Regions from separate parts of the Homo sapiens genome. Here region 2 is linked to region 1. Evidence: chromatin contacts called from ENCODE Hi-C data. All regions are on one chromosome and are shown on one strand. The core of a region is the stretch at or near the end of the contact, and the rest is flanking DNA. Distances in the headings are between cores, read along the strand shown. Region 1 holds the start of REXO4 (REX4 homolog, 3'-5' exonuclease). Region 2 overlaps ADAMTSL2 (ADAMTS like 2).

Region 1 (6,403 bases), core at 1,747-4,246:
GCATGAGCCACCAAGCCCAGACACTCTGGTGTCTCTTGATTACAATCAACAACCTTCCCTTGACCCACACTGTCCTCCTGCCATAGCCCTGTTTCTGGCTGTCTTTAAGAACTTAGAAACATTATTTTCAGTGGCTATCTCCACTTCCTTGCCTTCAATTCCCACATACCATTGAAATTGATCTTTAAAAGGTCACCAATAACTTTGTGAACCCTGAAAGAGCCAATCCTTCTTGATGGATCCCAAGTTACTAACTGGGCCTAAATTCAAAGTAGGACCTAGCAGCCATTTGCTGACTAGGGTCACACACACATTCTGCGTTCCTGGAAAGCCCCCACTCTCACTTAACTCTGGGATGGTTTCACAGCTATCTGTTCCTGTTTATGCCGCCAGAATCAACCCATCGACTGTGACCTGCATCGACCAATCTGAACTCAGCAAGTATTAACCAATCAGAACTAAGCAAGTGTGCCTTCCTCATTTGCATAAGTGGACCAAAGTGGGAACCTGGGCAGGAAGTTCTCTACAAAAGACGACCTCTTTCTTTGTTCTCTTTGTTCCCTGGAATGCACCTTTGTACAGAAGGCTGCATTGCCCTGGTTTACAAACTGCTGGAACAAAGTTTTTTTCCTTTTTTAAAAAGAAAACCTGGGCCAGGTGTGGTGGCTCACGCCTTTAATCCCAGCACTTTGGGAGGCCGAGGCAGGTGGATCACGAGGCACGCGGATCATGAGGTCAGGAGTTCGAGATCAGCCTGGCCAGCATAGTGAAACCCCGTCTCTTTTCAAAAATACAAAAATTAGGCTAGGTGCGGTGGCTCACGCCTGTAATCCCAACACTTTGGGAGGCTGAGGCGAGAGGATCACCTGATGTCTGGAGATCCATACCAGCCTGGCCAACATGGAGAAACCCCATCTCTACTAAAAGTACAAAATTAGCCGGGCGTGGTGGCACATGCCTGTAATCCCAGCTACTCGGGAGGCTGAGGCAGAAGAATCACTTGAACCCGGGAGGTGGAGGTTGCGGTGAGCCGAGATTGCGCCATTGCACTCCAGCCTGGGCGACAAGAGCATAACTTCGTCTCAAAAAAAAAAAAAAAATTAGCTGGGCATGGTGGCGTGCACCTGTAGTTCCAGCTACCCAGGAGGCTGAGGCAGGAGAATCGCTTGAACCCGGGAGGTGGAGATTGTGGTGAGCCGATATCACGCCACTGCACTCCAGCCTGGGCAGCAGAGCAAGACTCCGTCTCAAAACAAACAAAAAAAAAGAAAACCCTTTTCGGTGGACTTGCTGACAATCTCAGTGCCATATCTGGTTCCCATCTCTCTGTCCTCGTCCTTCTCAGCCTCTCAGCAGCATCTGATGTGGTTTATTCTCCCCCTGGATTCTCTGATGCCACTCACATCCGCTTCTCCTCCCACTGCACTGACTGCTCCCCCTCAGCCTCCTCTGCTGCTTCGCCCCTGGAGAGCCCCCAGCACCTGCTATCTGGTCTTAACCCTTCACTCCCTATATTGGTACTCTCTCTTTGGATGAACTAACCCAGGTTCATGTTTCAACACTAATTATGTGCTGACGATTTCCAAATTACATCTCCAGCACTGACCCTTCCCTAAGCTTAGGAATCTTATATCCTGCTGCTGATTAGACGTCTCTCCTTGGTGACTGACGGCCCGTTCAAACTCAGCAAGTGTGAAAAGGAGCTCATGGCTCCACCCCCATACTTCACCCTGCTCCCCGCAGACATTTATTGAGATGATAAATGGCCACACCCAATTGCTCAGACCAAAATCCTAGGAGCCTCACTTCCCTGTTACTCCATCAACCTCTGCCTGTTACACACGCACATCAAATCTACCCACTCCCGGCCGGGCACGGTGGCTCACACCTGTAATCCCAGCGCTTTGGGAGGCCGAGGCGGATGGATCACTGGAGGTCAGGAGTTCAAGACAGCCTGGCCAACGTGGCGAAACCCCAGGTCTACTAAAAATACAAAAATTGGCAGAGAGTGGTGGCGTGCACCTATAGTCCCAGCTACTCAGGAGGCTGAGGCAGGAGAATCGCTTGAACCCAGGCGGCAGAAGTAAGGGAGGAGACCACCCCTCATATTGTCTTATGCCCAATTTCTGCTTCCAAATAAAGAAGTAAAAACTAAAAGGCAGAAATAAAATCCACAGGCAGACAGCCCGGCGCCGCGCCCTGGGCCTGGTTAAAGATCAATCCTTGACCTAACCGGTTATGTTATCTATAGATTTCAGACATTGTATGGAAAAGCATTGTGAAAATCCCTGTCCTGTTCTGTTGCGTTCTGATTACCGGTGCATGCAGCCCCCAGTCACGTACCCCCTGCTTGCTCAATCGATCACGACCCTCTCACACAGACCCCCTTAGGGTTGTAAGCCCTTAAAAGGGACAGGAATTGCTCACTCAGAGAGCTCGGTTTTTGGAGACGTGAGTCTGCCGATGCTCCCCACTAAATAAAGCCCTTTCCTTCTACAATTCGGTGTCTGAGGGGTTCTTGTCTGCGGCTCGTCCTGCTACAGAGTGAACTGGCAGGAACTCCTCCCGGTGCCTGGGCCTCAGTTTCCCCACTGTACGTGGAAGATGAGCCGCTGTGAGGCTGAGCAAGGAGCAGCCCAAGGCGGGAAAGGCTCGAGAGTCCAGGACGCAGGCGAGCGACCTAGCCCGGCTCTCACTAGCCCCACCGCCCAGTGCCCCCAGCTCAGCTGCCCTACCAGGTGCTACACACACAGCGGCCCCCCAGTTCCCTTCCGGCGTTCGCATCTCTCATCCCCATCCCGGATCTTGGGGAGGTCCTCGGCTTGCCCCAGTCAAACTCGAGGTCGATGACCCCGGATGCCGCTGGCTAAGGCGGCGGCCCAAGTCCCGTGCGGGTGAACCGCCCAGGCTGCGCGGAACCAGAGGCAGGGATCCGGTTTCCAGCCGGTTGTGGAGAGACGAGCGCTTCCGGGGACTGGAGCGTGCGTGCTGAGGTATGCGCAACGCGTGCGGGGTCTCTTCCGGAGTCTTTTCCTGGACGGGGTCCCTGCGGTGGGTGTGTTTCGGCCTGGCCTGGGCAGGCGCTTGTGCTGCCAGGGCGCCGGGCCCGGGGAGGCCGGGGTCTCGGGTGGCCGCCGGCCCAGGCGCTGGACGGCAGCAGGATGGGGAAGGCGAAGGTCCCCGCCTCCAAGCGCGCCCCGAGCAGCCCCGTGGCTAAGCCGGGTCCTGTCAAGACGCTCACTCGGAAGAAAAACAAGAAGAAAAAAAGGTTTTGGAAAAGCAAGGCGCGGGAAGTAAGCAAGAAGCCAGCAAGCGGCCCCGGTGCTGTGGTGCGACCTCCAAAGGCACCAGAAGACTTTTCTCAAAACTGGAAGGCGCTGCAAGAGGTGAGGCTTGAGGGGGCCCGGGCGGAGCGCTGCGCAGCTCATTCCCGCAGAACGCGACGGAGGGAAAGACTTGGGTAGCCCCAAAAGACCTGTAAAGGCAGATTTGAATCGAAATCTTGTAAACAGCTTTTCACAAGAAAGGTGGCCTGTTGAGGGAGGTCTCGAACTTGTTTGCTTGAAAGAAATTGATGAAAGAATTATTTCAAGTACAAAAAAGCAAAGATAAACCCTTGTACCTTTTGCATAATGAACTAACTAGAATGGATTTTACAAAGAGAAATTTAGCTTAAAATCCCGAAACCAGGCCGGGCGCGGGGCCTCACGCCTGTGATCCCAGCACTTTGGGAGGCCGAGGCGGGCAGATCCCCTGAGGTCAAGAGTTCAAGACCAGCCCGGCCAACATGGTGAAACCCCGTGTCTACTAAAAAAGTACAAAAAATATTAGCCGGGCGTGATGGCGCGCGCCGGTAGTCGCAGCTACTCGGGGAGCCTGAGGCAGAAGAATCGCTTGAACCCGGGAGGCAGAGGCAGTAGTAAGCCGAAATCGCGCCACTGCACTCCAGCCTGGGCGACAGAGCGAGACTCCATCTCAAACAACAACAACGAAAGAACACACTGGTCTGTGTAGCAAGACAGGGAGAAAGAAGATTCCTGTGTAGAAGTGAAAAGCAGATAGCAGACATGTGATGGGGTTCTAGCGACACTTACGGTCTTGAAGTAAATACTAATTGAGCTCCTAAAAATGTGCACTCTGCCATGTGCTCTATGCCATGCGTGTTGCAATCCCCACAATAAGACTGTGAGGTGGACACTTCCATCATCGCTATTGTACAGATGAGGAAATAGGCTGGAAAAGTTTAAATAGATCATCTAAGATTGCGGCTGGGAACCAGGTGGCTGACTCTGGAGTCCATGCTTTTAAGGCTGTGTTGTACCTGCTGTCTCCCTAGTGACCTGCACTTCTGTAGAGGTTGCCTGCTCTCTCCTAGACACTCTTCCACGTGCGTCACTCATACATTCTTACCACATCCCTTGGAGCTCCCTTGGAGCTACCTCCTGTTAGGATCATAGCTCACTGCTGCCTGGGCTCCAGTGATTCTCCTGCCTCAGCCTCCCGAGTAGCCCACACGTGTAATCCCAGCACTTTGGGAGGCCCAGGCAGGAGGATCACTTGAGCTCAGGAGTTCAAGTCCAGCCTGGGCAACATGGTGAGATTCCATCTCTAAATAAAAGTAAAAAGTAGTTTTTTTAAAAAAGAAATGTGATCCCCAGTGGTGGAGATGGGGCCCATAGGAGGTATTGGGTCATGGGGGTAGATCCCTCATGAATGACTTGGTGCCCTCCCCTCAGTAACGAGTAAGTTCTCACTCTGCTGGTTCATTTGAGAGCTGGTTGTTTAAAAAGAGCCTAGCACCTTTTTTGCTTGCTCTCTCACCACGCAACACACCTGCTCCCCCTTCACCTTACACCATGATGGGAAGCTTCCTTCGGCCTCACCAGAAGCAGATGCTGGCACCATGCTTCTTGTACAACCTGCAAAACCATGAGCTACATAAACGTTTTTTCTTTATAAATTACCAAACACAGGTATTCCTTTATAGCAGTGCACAATGAACTAATACAGATGGGGTTTCACTTTGTTGCCCAGGCTGGTCTTCAACTCCTGACCTCAAGCAATCCTCCCACCTCAGCCTCCCCGAGCGCTTCTTGAACCTCCTAATACTCTGCACAGTATCTCAGTGCAGACATTCCTGTCTTAACACACAGGACCAGTCAAATTCCCGTGGGCAGCCCCAGGGTTCTGTGGGATTTCTTGAACACCAACTCTTCTTCCTTCTCCCAAGAAAGAAAAGCAAAATAAGTGAATGGAAGGGATGTGTGCTATAGGGAAACTTTGGAGTGTTTTCTAATTCATCCAAGAAAGTCAGCCCTTCAGTTCTTTACCTATCACAGAACAGGTAAGTAGCACCCGCCTCATCATCGCACTGTGGTGGCGCCCACTCCCACTGGGGATTTGAACACAGGGAGGAAGCTGGGCTCTAAGACTACAGGAGCCTCTGCTTGGGTGACAGCCAAGGTGTGTGGCTGCTAGCAGTTCTTCAGCCACTCCAGTTTGACAGAAGCTTTTCTTTTCATTTATGACACCCCCCACCTTCCTGAGATCTTCACAGCAGTAGCAAACCAGGGAATCTTGTAAAAAAAAAAAAAGCGATTTCTGTGTAGCAGGATGTTGGCCCAAGCTGTGAGGGAAGTTAACTCCAAAATTCTTTCTAGATAAGCTGAAAAGGGAAGTGGTCTGTGGTGTCCAGCCACTCAACAGGTACCCAAGGTGTAGAATGAGTTTGACATTTTGTATGCATGAAGGAGCAGGTGCAAAATGCATTATAATAAGATAAGCAAAGAAACAGCATTTCACCACAAGTGACCCATGAGAATGAAAAAGAGCTTTTTCCAAACCGTTTGAAAATGAATTTCAGTGATGCGGATGGGAATTGTATAGATGTGTTTGGTGTATATGTGTGTATATACATACACACGTAAGTTTTTTCAATCTGCTGTGTGTAATTTCCAAATTCAAATGCAGCATGTATTTTATTTTGGGTCCCAGTGGCTGCTGAAACAAAAATCTCAGGCCCCAGAAAAGCCTCTTGTCATCTCTCAGATGGGTTCCAAAAAGAAGCCCAAAATTATCCAGCAAAACAAAAAAGAGACCTCGCCTCAAGTGAAGGGAGAGGAGATGCCGGCAGGAAAAGACCAGGAGGCCAGCAGGGGCTCTGTTCCTTCAGGTTCCAAGATGGACAGGAGGGCGCCAGTACCTCGCACCAAGGCCAGTGGAACAGAGCACAATAAGAAAGGAACCAAGGAAAGGACAAATGGTGATATTGTTCCAGAACGAGGGGACATCGAGCATAAGAAGCGGAAAGCTAAGGAGGCAGCCCCAGCCCCACCCACCGAGTAAGTATGGGCCACCTCACCACTGAGAACCGAGGCACAGCGACTTCACCAAGGCCTGTCTC
Region 2 (2,966 bases), core at 1-2,500, 120 kb before region 1:
CCCCTCGCAGGTCAGTGAGCTTGCAGGATGTGCCGTCGCGGGCGGGGACCATGAGCTGCCGCTGGCCGTCCACGGTGGTACAGTGCAGGTCACACGGTTTGCTGGAGATGTGGACATAGTCATCTGGTGGAGGGAGACAAAGACAGAAGGTTTCAGCGGGGCAGGAAATGCCGGATTCAGAGGACTTCCCTTTTCCTCCCTCTGAGACAGCTCCCATTGCATAGATGGGGCAACTCAGGCCTGGAGAACAGAAGGAACCTGTCCAGGTCTCAGTGGCAGAAACTGATGGGTCTTCTGGCTCAGCCCACACCCCGTGAGTTCCAGCTTCTACCTCCTCGTGAGTGGGGAGCAGCGCCTGAGACCCATACTGGGGTTCCCCCTCTGCAGGAGGTCTGAGCCAACTCGACACCCCTGTGCTGCTGGCCCTGGGCACCCCAGCCCTGGCCCTTGCGGGTGAGCAGGAGAAGGATGAAGCATTTACACTGTTGCCTGAGCTACTTGCTTTCCATGGGACCGTGTGGGCAGTCTCCGTTTGGGATCGTCTAGGCTGGTTCCTGTCTGTGCCCAGGAGCCAGTAAGTAAGTGAGCAAGTCACCACTGCCGTCAGAGGTCAGGTCTGCAGGGAACTCAGTCCCGTAATCTGTCCTGCGTTGATGTCATGGGTCATGGGGGAGGGGACAGACCCCTGGGCCAGGGCTCAGGAGACCCAGGTTCATTCCTGGCTCTTCGTCTGACCACCTCCATTTCCCCACCTGCCCACCCGTCGAGTTTGGTCCCAGGTGCCGGAAGGGCTACCCCCAAAGCTCAGTCAGCTCCCTGCAAGGTGGGTCCCCAGGGCGGCAGGTACCCGGGTACAGAGGCTTCCACTGGTGCGTCCGCCCGTTGTACACGTGGGAGTTGAAGGAGACGCACTGCTCCTCGCGGAAGCTCCTCCCGTCCGGCGGACACTCCTGGGAAGCGAAGGGACAGGGAGGCTCCGGGAGGAACTCGGCCCGACAAAGGCATTTTTGTCCAGGCTAAGCAGGAAGTGGCTGCAGCCGGGACAGCCGGGACAGCCGGGACAGCCGTGCGGGGGCCACGGCCCACGGGGTGGCCTCTAGGGCTCCTGCGCGCTCCCATGCGCTCTCAGGAGGGAGCAAGGACGCAGGAAAGGGCAGCTCCGCCCCCCACGCCAGCCCTCCGCCTACTCTAGACACAACCCTCCCAGTCCCCACCACGCCTTCTCCCAGCCTTGCGGTGGAGGGGACATGACCCTAGGATGGCTGGCAAGGGTGCTCCCCTCGCCCGTGTCCTCAGCAGGCCCTGACTGTGTGTCTACAGTGACGGGACAGGGCCTGGCACACGGTCCGTGGCCATGCACACTGCGTAAATCAGGAAGATCGTGGTCCTGACTCCATAAAGAGGAACCCAGCGTGCAGACAAGAGACTCATCCTCGGAGGGGACCCAGCTTAGTCGTGCCGGGGCCAGAGCTCAAACCTGGGTCCCTCTCATGCTGGAGCTCATAAATGCCCCTCCCCCAACCCTGGCTGCACTGCCCTAGGAGGGCAGCTGACCAGGTGACGCCAACACAGAAGCGGTGGCCACCTGCCTCCCTCCAGCCCCTCACTCCCTGCACGTGCGCACACACCCCCTGAGACACACAGACACAGAGACCCCCAGCTGCTCTGCCTTCCCTGCCCAGGCAAGCCACACGAGCCAGCCTGGGAGGCCCAGATCCCAGCTCGGCGTGCCCCAGCCTCACGCCCTGCAGTCCTTGGAAAGGTGTTCAGGTTCCAACTGCCCAGGGCCCCACTGAGAGCTGCCTGGTCAGAGTCAGAACCTCCTCTTCAGCCTCGGCTACCCAAGGAAGCTGATGGGGGCTGGAGCAGAAGGGCTCCGAGAGCAACCCAGGGAACTGTTTTATGGCGTGGGGGGTACTGTTTCATGGGACGGGGAAGCCTGGCAACTGCTGGGTCTCTGTGAGCACCAGGTGCACGAATGTTGTGAGTAAAGTGGAGCTGCGACCAGAGACCCCAAACCTTGAGGCTGCACTTGAAGTTCCAGGAGCAGAGTGAGTCCGCCCGTCCCAGCATTGCTGAGCACATGTGAGCACAGGGACAGTGGTCTGGACAGTGGATGGCTCCGTACTAGCCCAGGGCCCCCCGCAGCCTTCTCAACCCTGCTCCTGGGCTCTCCTTGAAGAGCAGCCCACAACAGAATGCCCAGAATGCCCAGGAGCCACCTGGAAGACCCCCTGAAAACTGCATGATGACAGGGAGAGCAGGCCATGGTGCCCCTGCCCGGGCCGGGCCTCACCTGCACTCTGCAGAGCTGGTACCGCTTGGACGTGCCCGTGCAGGTCCTGTTCCCGGGGCCCGGGACGGACTTCCTCCTGGCAGAAAGATGCAGGCTCGGAGTGAGGGCTGCAGAGGAGTTTCAGGAATGTCGCCTGGGCTGGCCCCACGGCCACTGGGATCCAGAATCTCCCGATACCCGTGACCCAGAGGGCTCCTTCCTCCCTACTCAACTCCCACCCCGTACACACACCAGAGCCAAGGGGGAATGAGATTTGATTCACTTCTACATCAGCAGCACATAGCACAGGGGCTCAGTACACAGAATTGAAACAACCACATGGGTTGTGTGCCAGGCCTGTGCCCAGGTGCACACACATGTGTGTTCTCAGAAGCATGAGGTGAGACCAGCACGCTCTCCATGCCATGGATGAGAAAACTGATGCTCAGAGAGGTTAAGTGACTTGCCCAAGGTCATACAGTGAGGGAGTAGCACAGGCTAGATAGGAGCCAGGTCCATCTGGCAGCGGAGGCTTTCCTGCCAGTCCTCTGCTTCTCCCGGGGCTCCCTGGCATATTCTAAAGACCCTCACTCAGGTCTTCAGAAGAGAAGTCAGGGTGGTTCTCCGCCTCCAGGACAGACCTCTAGAAATGGCTCCTGCCCTCTCGTGAAAGGGCTTTCCTGGTGCCCTG

Evidence for each region. Hi-C counts contacts between places; a loop is a spot of excess contacts on that map. Pooled maps may share reads with other maps.
Region 2: a loop to region 1 is called in a pooled map, with 2.4 times the contacts of the local background. The contact joins the enhancer-like site here to the promoter of REXO4 in region 1. A Hi-C loop is called at or near these places in 2 of 50 pooled maps.

Annotation. Positions count from the first base shown.
Region 1 is chr9:133,414,603-133,421,005 of GRCh38, reverse strand. REXO4 (REX4 homolog, 3'-5' exonuclease) reads left to right here and starts at 2,996. Exons shown (of 8, transcript NM_020385.4): 1 at 2,996-3,386; 2 at 5,995-6,341. The coding sequence starts at 3,162. It also overlaps a transcript of ADAMTS13 not described here. RefSeq lists an enhancer at 2,682-2,901 and a silencer at 3,012-3,251.
Region 2 is chr9:133,537,755-133,540,720 of GRCh38, reverse strand. It overlaps ADAMTSL2 (ADAMTS like 2), which reads right to left. Exons shown (of 19, transcript NM_014694.4): 4 at 2,297-2,372; 5 at 848-950; 6 at 1-123. Among named protein-coding and RNA genes, the nearest start is that of ADAMTSL2, 4.5 kb to the right of the region's middle. RefSeq lists enhancers at 1-101, 835-1,566. Within about 2 kb of position 1,250, at least 10 of the 41 ENCODE cell types and tissues checked have a DNase peak (open chromatin) inside an H3K27ac peak, as active enhancers do.